3 separate regions of the Homo sapiens genome follow, and regions 2 and 3 are each linked to region 1. Evidence: chromatin contacts called from ENCODE Hi-C or POLR2A ChIA-PET data. All regions are on one chromosome and are shown on one strand. The core of a region is the stretch at or near the end of the contact, and the rest is flanking DNA. Distances in the headings are between cores, read along the strand shown. Region 1 holds the start of LINC00475 (long intergenic non-protein coding RNA 475). Region 2 holds the start of BICD2 (BICD cargo adaptor 2). Region 3 holds the start of IPPK (inositol-pentakisphosphate 2-kinase).

Region 1 (3,767 bases), core at 720-3,219:
CCTACTAAGGTGCAACGGGTCAGAAGTCAGGAGGGTCCTTCTCAGGCCTGGTTGAAGAAGGGTACAGAGGTCGTGCTGGCTGCTCAGCCGGGAGCTTTCCCAGAACGAGACTAAAGCACTGGTGCCCTCCCAGGAGGACTAAATGCCGGTGTCCTCCATATGCCATGTTTATCAGGAGCTGAGGGTGGGCCCCCTAATGACCCTCACAAAAGCAGGCTGGAGGCTCTGCTCTGAGCTGCCCAAGTCTGTCTCAAGCAGCTGCTGCTGAGGTTGCAACAGGGCTCAACCATGGCTTTTCCACTCTGGGAAAATCTCACATTGGAGCAGCAGGAGCTGCAAATGAGATGGAGCCAAGGCTATGGTTGAGTGAAGGAAGTGCAGGCTGGCCTGTGGTAGCTTTCTGCCATAGGGCAAAGGTGGCTCTATCTGTGAGTCTTTCTGGTCATGTAGGCCCATCCTCTAGCCTTCTTAGGAGGCTCATCTTCTACTTTCAGCGCCATGGCACCAACGGGAGGCCTAGGGTCAGGGTCTGCTCATTTCTTGGTCCGGCTATGCAGCCCCTCTAGCCCTGGGAGGTTATCGGAGAGTGGAGAGGTGTTGATGAGAGGATTCTGGCATGTGGAAGGACAGGGTGGAAGAAATCCTGGATGCCTCTGAGGTCCCAGGTTTCTGGTATACCCTCTGGCTGGACCATGGGGAGACAGGGCAAAAAAGGAAGGAGGGGTGCCCACAGCCTGCTCTAGCTCTGCACTGGGGCTTGGCTCAGCATGGGAGAGACCAGAGACAGCAAGAGGCTGCGTGAAGGAAGCACAGCCAGCTCACTATGGTCTAAGGAGAGAACAGGGATTGGCCTCAGTTTTAACCACCGTGCCCTTTGCTCACCAGGGCTCTGGGGCCGGCCAGGTCAGCCAGTTGGTGGGATTCCAGCCTCAGGGTGGCCGAGCTGCAGGTGCAGCACCCGGCCTCCAGGTGGCGCCAATCTGCTTACTTTGAGGTGGCCTCTTGACAAGCAGCTGAGCTGCACGCAGTCCCTCAGCCTGCCGAGGTCCTGGGAGCAGGGATCAAGGTGGTCCCCGTAAACCTGACAGTAAACCTGACAGAGGCTGCAGGAGTGCATTTCCACCCAGGGTGCACTCAGCGAGTGGAACTCCACACCCGTTTCTTTGGAGTCAAGGCGCGACCTCTCAGGGAGGAGACTGCTCCTGGTTGCCCACTGCCGGGTCATCCCAGCTTGCAGTGGAACCCTCCGCAGCCTGGCCTCTTCCAGGGTAGCCCCTCACTCCCCTCTCTCTTGTCCTAGGATAAGGCCGAGGAGGGCTGACGAGTTCCAGCTCTGGGGATGCCCTATCAGCTGTGTCACCTTGAACAAATCATTTCTCCTCTTGGGTCTCTGTTTCCTCCAGTGTGAAACGTGGTGAAGGCATGAGGGGCTATGAGAGCCCCAAGGCCTCTTTCAGAGATCTCCTCTGGGTCCCATGTGACCCCGTGGCTATCCCCAAAGGCAAGAGGGTCCCCAGCCCTGCAGCCAAGGCCCTGGGACACCCTTTCTAAACAAGTGCAGGTCTCTGACGGGCTGAGCTTTGCTCGCTTGGGTTTCTTTGCTTTTTTCCTTTTTTTATCTTTCCTGAATGAAATTCCTGCCAGCTCCGAAGGAAGGAGGGAAGGGAGCTAGCCGCAGCGTAGAAAGTTTCCTTGACTCCTCCTCCGGCTGGGTCTCCCTCCCTTGCCAAGCCCAGCCTGTGAAACTGAATAACGAAGATCACTCAACAATGCCTGCTCCTCTCTGACTGCACCGCCCCGCCGCCGACGCCCAGTAGAGCCCCCGGGGCGGTCCCCACCGACGGCGCAGCCCGCCGGGACCGGGAGAAAGCAGCTGCGGACACCGCGCCCGTGCGTCTGCGCGCCTGGCCGCCAGGTGACCCAGCAGCCCGGCCGCCGAGATGCCCAACCCGCCCAGGCTCCGGGCGCTGTGACTTCGCGCCGCTGTGTGCGCCTCCCCGAGCGCCGGCTGCGCCCCCCAGCCCGGCCCGGGGCCTACCGCCTGCCCGGCCCCCTGCCACTGCCAGGAGGACGGCATCATGCTGTCTGCCGACTGCTCTTGAGCTTGGGCTGTCCGCCATACCGGGGGACCTGGATCCCCTGACGGCTTACCTGTGAGTACTGCCCGCCTGTCTCCACCTGGTACTGCGGGCTGCTGGCTTGCACCCAGTCCTGGCCTCAGCAGGACACCTGCTTGCTTGGTGCCCTGGGGCGTGGGCATCCCGGAGAGGGTTCACCCCCTTCCAAGTTGACCGTTGCGGGACTGGGGAGGGGAGAAGAGTCTGAGACTAAATATCAGGCGAGCAGGGAGACCAGGCTTCCCTGACTTGGCTTCCCCATTGGCCTCCGTGCTTGTGGGCTGACTGCGGGAGCCCAGGTTTGGCAAGGTGGGTTCTGGACCCTAAGCGGGAGGGCGCGGGGCTGGCTCCCCCATCTCCTGTTGCTGCATTCTCTTCCAGCAGAGCAGTGCCCAGGATGGTGGCTGAGGGTAAAGCTGACAGAACTGGAGGTGGAGGTGAGGGGAGCGTGCCCCAGTGGGGTGGAAATAATGTCTGTTCTTCTGCCATGGTGAGGACAACAGGGCTGTCACACTGAGGCTGGGTGGCCTTCTTTGGGGGGGGGGTCCCAGAAGCTGGGAGGGGGGCCTTATCCACTCTTGTCTCCTCAGAAAGGGACTCTGCCAGCACCATCTCCCTTTACTGGGGCCTCCCGGCTCCCCCAGGGGCCTCCCTAAAGTCATGTCCCAAGAGGCTGTGTTGGAGACACTAATTTGTGGGCAGGCGCGGAGGCTGAAAAGCGGAGAACCATTTTTAGCGTCTGAGTTGGGGTGAGATGGCCCGTGAAGGGGACCCTATTGGGGGCAGCTGTCCTGTCCGTCTGGCTCACAGGAGCTTCCCCTCAGAGCTGGAGGGCTGGGGGCTCTCGCTGCTTACCACATGGGCAGGAGGAGGGTGAGAGAGCACATTCCAGGCCACCTACCCGCACCCCCAGCCCCGCTCTGGGGAAAGGAGACCTCCTCCAGCCCAGCTCTGCAGGCTCCATCAACTTCCTCAGAGGAGCTGGGAGCAGGTGGGAAAGCCTGGGGCCTTCTGCTGAGGGCTAGGATCCCAGAGCTCCTTCTGGCCTGAGAGAGACCCCTCATGGCTTCTAGCATGTGGGAGTTCTAGCACGTGGGAGCTTAGAGGAAGAGGACGCTGGGCGAATCTTTATAGGGGCCTAGCAAGAATTTGTGGAACTAAAAGGATGCTCAGTGTTGGCAGTGTCCTGGTGGGAGGCAGAGGGTCCCAGATGGCAACTCTTCATGGGGCTCCTCTCCAAATGTCCCTGTCCCTAGGTTGGGATGTCCTCCTCCACTCCAAAAGGCACAGGCTGTGGGCCAGGTAAGGGAGTGAGAAGAGAAAAATAATGCCCATCTTCTAGAAGGACAAATGGAATCCTTCACAGTGCAGCAGGTGACGGCGGAGGCAGTCATGGGAATAAAGCTACCAACTGCACAGAGGCTGGGTGCTCAGCATCTGGCAAAGCAGGGCAGGCTCCGGCCCCAGCCCACACCCAGGCCAGCCCTGCTTTCAGCAGTTTTCTATCCTGGGAGTATGTGACATTGGTTCATTGGAAGACAGGGTCCTGTGGCTAAAGAGTTTAGATATGACTTCTGTGGAGCCTTTCTCTGGGTGAGCTGAAGGAAGGTCCCTTGCCTGGGTTGAAGGGGCAGGGGAGATAAGGCCTTC
Region 2 (3,767 bases), core at 491-2,990, 620 kb after region 1:
CAGAATCGAGTCCTGAGGGCGATGGGGGAGGACCCAGCTCCTGCTGGCCCAGGGTCAGCCATTGACTGGTACTAACTGAGCACCTGCTCTGCCCAGACATCCAAGCATCTGCTTGGATTCATTCTCTGCTCTCCACAGACGGGTCTCCTCAGACACGGGGGAGGCAAGGAAGGCTGCAAATGATTTAGGCACCTGTCTGGGCTGACTGGGAGCAGAGGTGCCAGGTGATAAGCCTGGAAACCAAGAGCCAAGGGCTCACCAGGACACACTCAAGTGGGGGAAGGGAGCACACCACCAAGCTATACTCCTGACCGCACACCAGTCCTTTCCAAATACATGACCCTCACAACAATCCTTTCTGGGCACGCAGTACTGCACTCCCATTTTGCAGAGGGGGAAACTAAGACTCACGGAGGGCCTCTACCCAAAGCCACATCACTAGCAAGGGGCACAGCCTGGATCCAAACCCTGGTGTATCCTCCCAGAAAGCAATTCCTGCAAACAACGCTATGGAGTCAGGGAACGGGAGAAGAGAAGCTGGGGAAGGACTGTCCAAGACTCCCGCTGCCCTGCCGCCTGGAGACCCTCGACCAGCCTGGTGGTCTAACCTACTCTCCCCCCAGTGGGAATGACACAGACCACTGAGGTCTCCGTCCAAGAGGAACACAGCAAGCCACAGCGAGGGGAAGGGCCCGAGAAGCGGGGCTGGACAGGAAGTGGGCCAGGGAAGTCATGCTAGCTGGTGGGAGCGCAATCCCGGCCATGAGGACACAGCGCTGGGCCTGGGGCAAGGGTACTGGGGGACCCATGCCAGGGGCAACCTCCACGTGCAACCCCGAGCCCCTACTCACTTAGGCCGCTGTCCACGACCTTTCCCCACCTCGGAGGCACTCATGAAAGAAGCAGAAACGCTCCGAAAGTAGCTGCGCCCAGAGAGGGGAAGTGCTTTCTCTGAAGGTGACAGAGCCGCAGCCACCCAGACCCAGGCCCACCCTCGGCCTCTCCCAGCGGGTCACCAGCATCCGTGGCCTCAGCTCCCGGCTCAGCCACTGCCCTCCCAACCCCACCCCACACTCAGACACACCCGGAACAGCGACCACCGCAAAGCATCAGCCCTTACGAAGCCCCGCCCCGCCGGGGCCGCCCAGGTCCGCACAGAAGCAGGCGGGCAGCTGCAGGAGGCGACAAGGCGCCCGGACCCCTGCATTAGCGGCGTCTGCAACGGCCGCGGCACCGGCCTGCTAGCCAAGGCCGGGCCCACTCCCACATACTGCCCGTGCCCCCTCCGCCCCGGCGGCCCACCCCTGCCGGCCCCCGCTTGGCAAGCTGACCTTGGCCGCCCTGGTGCCAGGGACGACGCCCACAGGCCCCGGCGCCGGGCGGGGGTCGCAGGGCAGGGCGGCTCGGCTCACCTCCTTGAGCTGCTCCATCTCGCTGCGGATAGCCTCATAGTCCACCTCGAGCTCCTCGAACTGCAGCTTGAGCTGGTGCTTCTCCTCGAGCACCGCCAGCCCGTACTCGGCCGCCTGGATCTTCTCACGCGTGGTCTCGGCCAGCTCGTGGGACAGCCGCTTCACCTCGGCGCGCAGCCACTCCGGCTGCGCCTCCATCACCAGCCGCGCGTACTCCTCCTCCTCCGACGGCGCCGACATGGTGGCCGAGGGCTGAGCCGGCTCCCACTGAGGCTCTCGCAGGCCGGGCCCTCCTCAGCCGCCGCCGCTGCCGCCGCCGCCGCCGCCCTGCCCCGACGGCCGCCCGCCCGCCCGCGCCGCCGCACGGCTCCTCCCCTCCGGCGCGCGGGGCCCGCTGGGGGCTGGAGTCCTGCCTGCGCTCCGACCACAAGGTCCATCATGCCCGGCGCCCGCCCGGCCCCCGGCTATGATTGGCCCATGCTCTGTGAGGGGCGGGCCCTCGGGCGCAGCCACTGACGCCAATGTGGCCCAGGGGGCTGTGGGGACAGTAGTCCCGCTAGCGCACCGACTACAAAACCCGTCCAGCCCCGCGCCCACCCGTCCCCGTCCGTGATTGGCCTGCGCCGCCAGCGTCGAGCCGGATGTACCGGCGCCTTGCAGTCCCCTGGACGGCGGTCGAGTGGGCGCGGCCCCGCGGCCTTCCCCACACTCAGAGCCGGGGACACTGCTCGGTCGCCGGGCCTCGCGCTCCCCTGTGCCTCTGGCAGCCGGCGGCCACGCGGGGTGGCAAGACGGCTGCCGGGAGAACCCCCAGGGGGAGGCGGGTGCGGGGCGGCAGGACTGGGCTCCCGACCGTGGGACGAACAACGCGGACAGAGCCCGGGAGGCCACGAGCTAGAAGCGCATCCGAGAGCGCGGGTGAACGGCTGCTGCTGGAAACCCGTGGACGGTGTGACGCATGCTCTGTGCAGACGTCTGGGGGCGGGAGGAGGACGGGCCAGCAGGGGGCGCCCAGGGGCCAGCGGGAACCTCAGCACCGCCCCTCAGTCCTTCAAGGTCTATTTCTTGGGAATAAAGACATTTCCATTAATACAGGGTCATAAACGTGGTAAATATAATTGTTGTCTCCGCATCTATTTTTAGGCCTGACTTAAGTTGTTTGAAAGCCAGTCGTACCCTTCGCCTTGGCGTAGGTAACACTTCTCCGTATATGGTGGTGTGTGAGATAACTCGTTTATTCTTTATCTCATTGACCTAAAGCGCAACACACCCCACAGCCGCTGACCGCCATAGCACCTAATGGCCAGTATCAGTGCAGATGAGTTCACCCTTCCCTCGTATTTTCTTTAGCCAGTCCACAGGCCCCAAGGGAAATCCTAAAGGATGATTTCCATGGACCCTAGCACAGCCATAGTCCCTTCCTTCCCACCGTCTCTCACTGCCCCTCTCCATCTGCTTGTCCGCCTCTCTTAGGCATCCCTAACCTCTCCGGAACCTAAGAATAATAAATTCCTTCTGTTTTGTACCTTTTAATTTTACTTTCTCATTGTATCTCACCTGAACCCCACACCCATTCGGTTCTCCTAGAGAGTGGCTATCTTGGCTTATGGTCACTCTCCCTCAAGACCAAATTAGAAAGAAGCCATGACAGCAGAAATCACAGCACACAGGGTACTGACACTATCTAATGCACAGTCCACACTCTAATTGCACGAGGGCCCAACACCATACTGGAGAGTTTCAGTATTGTTTTTGTGGTCCAGGATCCAGTTGCATTCAGTCGTCAGGTTTCCTGAGTCTCCTTTGATTGACCTTTCTGAGGAGTGCAGTGCACACTGGTATATGCTCATGGGGTGATGAGGTGATGCGTTTCTGGCAGGACTGTCACTGAGGTGTTGCTGAGTTTTCAGAGCACCAGCCGGGAGGTATGTGATGTCGATTTGCATTTCTCTGATTGATGCTGGGTTTTTCTTTGGTAATTAGTGTCATGAGTGAAGACTTTGCAACCATAGATATAGCCTATGACTCCTCAAACCTTGACCCACTGGTTTTGGCATTCATGACTACTTCTTGCCTGAAATAATTATTACCATACTGTCTGCTTTTTTTTTTTTTTTTTTTTTTTTTTTTTTGAGACAGAGTCTCGCTCTGTCCCCAGGCTGGAGGGCAGAGATGCAATTTCGGCTCACTGCAACCTCTGCTTCCCGGGTTCAAGTGATTCTGCCTCAGCCTCCCGAGTAGCTGGGACTACAGGCGCATGCCACCATGCCCAGCTAATTTTTTTTTTTTTTTTTTTTTTTTTAGTAGAGAGTGGGTTTCACCATGTTGGCCAGGATGGTCTCGATCTCTTGACCT
Region 3 (3,767 bases), core at 843-3,342, 530 kb after region 1:
GTGGGTGTCACTTGAGGTTAGGAGTTGGAGACCAGCCTGGTCAACACGGTGAAACCTCATCTCTACTAAAAATACAAAAATTAGCTGGGCACGGTAGCGCATGCCTGTGATCCCAGCTACTCGGGAGGCTGAGGCAGGAAAATCGCTTGAACCTGGGAGGCGGAGGTTGCAGTGAGCCGAGATCGCGCCACTGCACTCCAGCCTGGGCAACAGAGTGAGACCCCGTTTCTAAATAAATAAATAAATAAAAATAAACAATCATTACAATCAGAGCTGTGCAACAGGGTAGGGCCAGGCTGCCCTGGAGATGCCTACTCAGGGAAGGGGGTGGACACATACTTGTCTGGAACGTGCAGAGAGATCCAAGTGCCAGAGGCAACTGCGTCAAAGCCTCTGCTCTTTCAACATGGGTGTCCTTTTGCTCCAAGCCTGAAACTTGCTGCTTCATCTGCCACTACTTTTGAAATTTAATGTATCAGCCCTCACTAAAGAAAAGTCTTAGGTTTACCTAAAATGCAGAGATACATCTAATCTTACCAAGGAATTGGAAGATTAGTATTTGTTTTGGGAAAGGATTCAGGGGATCAGCACAGTAACCCAACAACAAAAGGACTCACGCAGAAACATCCCTCACTTTGCCAATAGTGGACTACACAAGAGAAGGACAGCTTTAGGTTAGCCTGGTCCATTATTAATTCACCTAAAGATCTTGAGCAAAGCTTGTAGTCTCTGTTCTTTAGTTCCCTGTGCTAATGAGCAACAAAATCCAAAGGCACAACCTAGGGGCTACCTGGGTGTTTGCAGCTTACACTACAGCTGACCAATGCACCCAGCATAGGAACAACAGAAGCAAGGCAGGACTCCACTGCCTACATCATCCCTGACAAGCTGTTCGACTCGGGCAATGCCCTTAACCTCTCTGATTTTCACTTTATTTATCTGTCCAAGGGATGACAATTATCACTTGCTAAGCATAACTTGATGGGTTCCTGCGTAACTGGTCTTTGCAACAATCCCACAAAGTGAATTCTACTACTAGTTCCACTTCACAAATGTAGACACTGAGATTCCTGTGCCTTTAACACCCATGCTCTAACTCCTCCCTACATGACACCTATCCTCGCCTCCCTCACCCCCCTCCCCCGTTCCAGCCGGCCACATTCCTGCGTGGTTGTACCAGACAGCAAAAGGTCAGAGAGATCTGGGCCCTCACAGAAACCCACACGCTTCACTCTTGGGATTCACCTTTGCGAGATCTTACTGCAGTTTCTAAAACTTTCACCCTCGTTGAATTCAGGTGAAAGCCTTCAAATTCTAAAAGGTTGAGAAGAGGACCTGTGGACAACATCCCCTTACTATTAACAGCACAGCAATTCCGTAGTCTCACGAGGCTGAACTCTTTTGGTGCTGAGAGTAACAGCACTGTGGGCACTCTGCTTCTTCCTCCAGTGCTGGCCGGGCCCTCCGTCCCAACCAAGCCTCCACCCCACTGCGGCCTGGCAGTCCGGCGGGCATCCAGGCGGGAGGCGGCACCGCGTGAGGCTGAGCGCGGCACCGACGGGGCGGGGAGGGGGATGTGGAACTGACTCTGACGGGGAACGGGAATACTGAGGGGACGACAGACCGGCCAGGAGAAGGATCTGGGGCAATGGGAGACTGACCCAGTAGAGAGGGGATACTGGGGTGATGAGGAACCCAAGCGGTAGGGGGGGATGCTGGAGGGTGGGGGAATTCCGGAGACCGGCCGGGGAGGAGGAAGGTACTGGGGGGACGTGGAACCGACCCTGTTGAGGAAACGGATAATGGGGGCGGGGTGATACCGGCCGTCGGAGTGAGGTACCGGACCTGCGCCGCACGTCCACCGCTCACCTGCGCGTGGGCCACCACCAGGCTCTTATTGCCCTCTCCGTGGTACCCCCATTCATTCTCGTCCATCTTCCCCTCTTCCATGCCCAGGCGCAGCCCTGGCGCCTCGCGGGCTAGGACTCGGGGACGCGAGCTGGGGGCCGCCCGCCTCGCTGGGAACCAGCCGCTGCGGTCGGGGGAGGAGCGCCTGTCAGCTGCCGCCCCCGCTCGACCCCGCCGCGGCGACTAGCAAGCTGTGGCCGCCGGAAGCCACGCCCCCGGCGCCTGCCATGACGGAGTCGGGCAATTCCGGGTTCGTGACACTTTCCTCACACCGATCGCGACGGTGGATGGGCCGGCGGCCATCTTAGGTACTGGTAGAGCGACTCATTTCCGGAACGCGGTCTTGGGAGCCGGAAGAGAAGCTTCCGGCCTCGGCGCCGGATGTGTAGCTGGCGGAAGGAGCCGGCGGCTTTTCGGCGCCCGGTAGTGACCGGCAGTCCCCGGGTAGCCAGGGTGTCTGGGTGTTGGGACCGCTTAGTCGCGAGACCCCAGCAAACCTCTTGGCGTCTCTGAGCCTCAGCTTTTGCTTCTGTAGAATAGGGTGTACTCATCGTACATTTCATGGGAATACCTAACGCAGTCATTTGGATGGTCCTGTGAGGTAGAAAACATTGTCCAACGTTCTACGCGAGGAAATGTGGCTGGGCCACAGGACTGGACTCCCCAGTCCCGCTTTTGCCTGAAGACTTCGAGGGACGCAGTTGGAGCGCAAGGCTCCTGCTTGGCGGTGAGGCAGAGGGCTAACGACCTTCCTTCTCCTAAATTCACTGATGCGGCGGCAAGAATGGCACCGCCTCGTAGAGCTACCGCATTTCCCAAACTCGTAGTCTCAGGACCACTTTATACTCATAAAAATGAGGGCCCCAAGCTTTTGCTAATGTGGGTTACAGCTATCGATGTTACCACATTCTAAGTTAAAATGCTTTAAAGTTTTTTGTTGTTTCGTTTAAAAGTAAACAGCCGGGCGCGGTAGCTCACGCCTGTAATCCCAGCACTTTGGGAGGCTGAGGCGGGCGTATCACCTGAGGTCAGGAGTTTGAGACCAGCCTGGCCAACATGGTGAAACCCTGTCTCTACTAAAAATACAAAAATGAGCCAGGTATGGTGGCGCAGGCCTGTAATCCCAGCTACTCCGGAGGCTGAGGCAAGAGAATCATTTGAACCCAGGAGGCGGAGGTTGCGGTAAGCCAAGATCGCGCCATTGCACTCCAGCGTGGACGACAGAGTGAGACTCCATCTCAAAAAAAAAAAAAAAAAAAAAAGTAAACATTACATTCCACGCCCACCACCAAAATAAAGGAGTGGTATTGTTTTACACTTTTGCAAATCTTTTTAAAATCTGACCTAATAGGTTCTCACATGTGCTTCGGCATTCGGTCTGCTGCAATATATTGCATTGGTTGACATACACATTGTGAAGAACATCTGCAGTTATGTAGTTCACAAAGAGAGGACCTGCAGACCCAACTTTGAGAACGGCTGGGCACCTTGCCAGGCCTTGGGAATTGTAGTGAAATCAGGCCAGTGACTCAGGAAAATGAGCTGAAGGCTTTGAGCATCTCTTTCCTCCATTTTAGGCCTCAAAAGGGAGGCTGGGGCAGGGCATGGTGACTCATGCCTGTAATCCCAGCATTCTGGGAGGCCGAGGTGGGCGGATCGCTTGAGCTTAGGAATTCCAAACCAGCCTGGCAACATGGTGAAACCCTGTCTCTACAAAAAATTAGCAGGGTGTGGTATCTGTGCCTGTAGCCCCAGCTACTTGTAGGGCTGAGGGGCTGAGGCGGGAGGATCGCTTGTGCCCGGGAGGTTGAGGCTGCAGTGAGCCGTGATCAAGCCACTGCACTCTAGCCTGGGTGACA

The links. Hi-C counts contacts between places; a loop is a spot of excess contacts on that map. ChIA-PET counts read pairs that join two places held with the same protein, here RNA polymerase II (POLR2A). Pooled maps may share reads with other maps.
Region 2: a pooled map shows a loop between it and region 1 (4-fold over the local background). The contact joins the promoter of BICD2 here to the promoter of LINC00475 in region 1. A Hi-C loop is called at or near these places in 1 of 37 single-sample maps with no recorded cell type and 6 of 50 pooled maps. POLR2A ChIA-PET finds 5 or more read pairs at or near these places in 2 of 52 experiments (AG04450 and MCF 10A).
Region 3: a loop to region 1 is called in a map of ascending aorta, with 3 times the contacts of the local background. The contact joins the promoter of IPPK here to the promoter of LINC00475 in region 1. A Hi-C loop is called at or near these places in 2 of 168 maps with a recorded cell type or tissue (PC-9 and ascending aorta) and 7 of 50 pooled maps. POLR2A ChIA-PET finds 5 or more read pairs at or near these places in 2 of 52 experiments (HepG2 and SK-N-SH).

What each region holds. Positions count from the first base shown.
Region 1 is chr9:92,139,498-92,143,264 of GRCh38, forward strand. LINC00475 (long intergenic non-protein coding RNA 475) reads left to right here and starts at 1,970. Exons shown (of 4, transcript NR_027341.1): 1 at 1,970-2,153. RefSeq lists enhancers at 517-1,096, 1,676-2,255, 2,256-2,834 and a silencer at 1,820-1,999.
Region 2 is chr9:92,763,093-92,766,859 of GRCh38, forward strand. BICD2 (BICD cargo adaptor 2) reads right to left here and starts at 1,741. Exons shown (of 7, transcript NM_001003800.2): 1 at 1,413-1,741. The coding sequence starts at 1,652. RefSeq lists silencers at 1,692-2,431, 3,284-3,333.
Region 3 is chr9:92,668,039-92,671,805 of GRCh38, forward strand. IPPK (inositol-pentakisphosphate 2-kinase) reads right to left here and starts at 2,093. Exons shown (of 13, transcript NM_022755.6): 1 at 1,870-2,093. The coding sequence starts at 1,950. LOC107987095 (a long non-coding RNA gene) reads left to right here and starts at 2,324. Exons shown (of 2, transcript XR_001746837.2): 1 at 2,324-2,635. RefSeq lists enhancers at 1,195-1,364, 2,105-2,554, 2,565-2,614, 3,369-3,663 and a silencer at 1,885-2,064.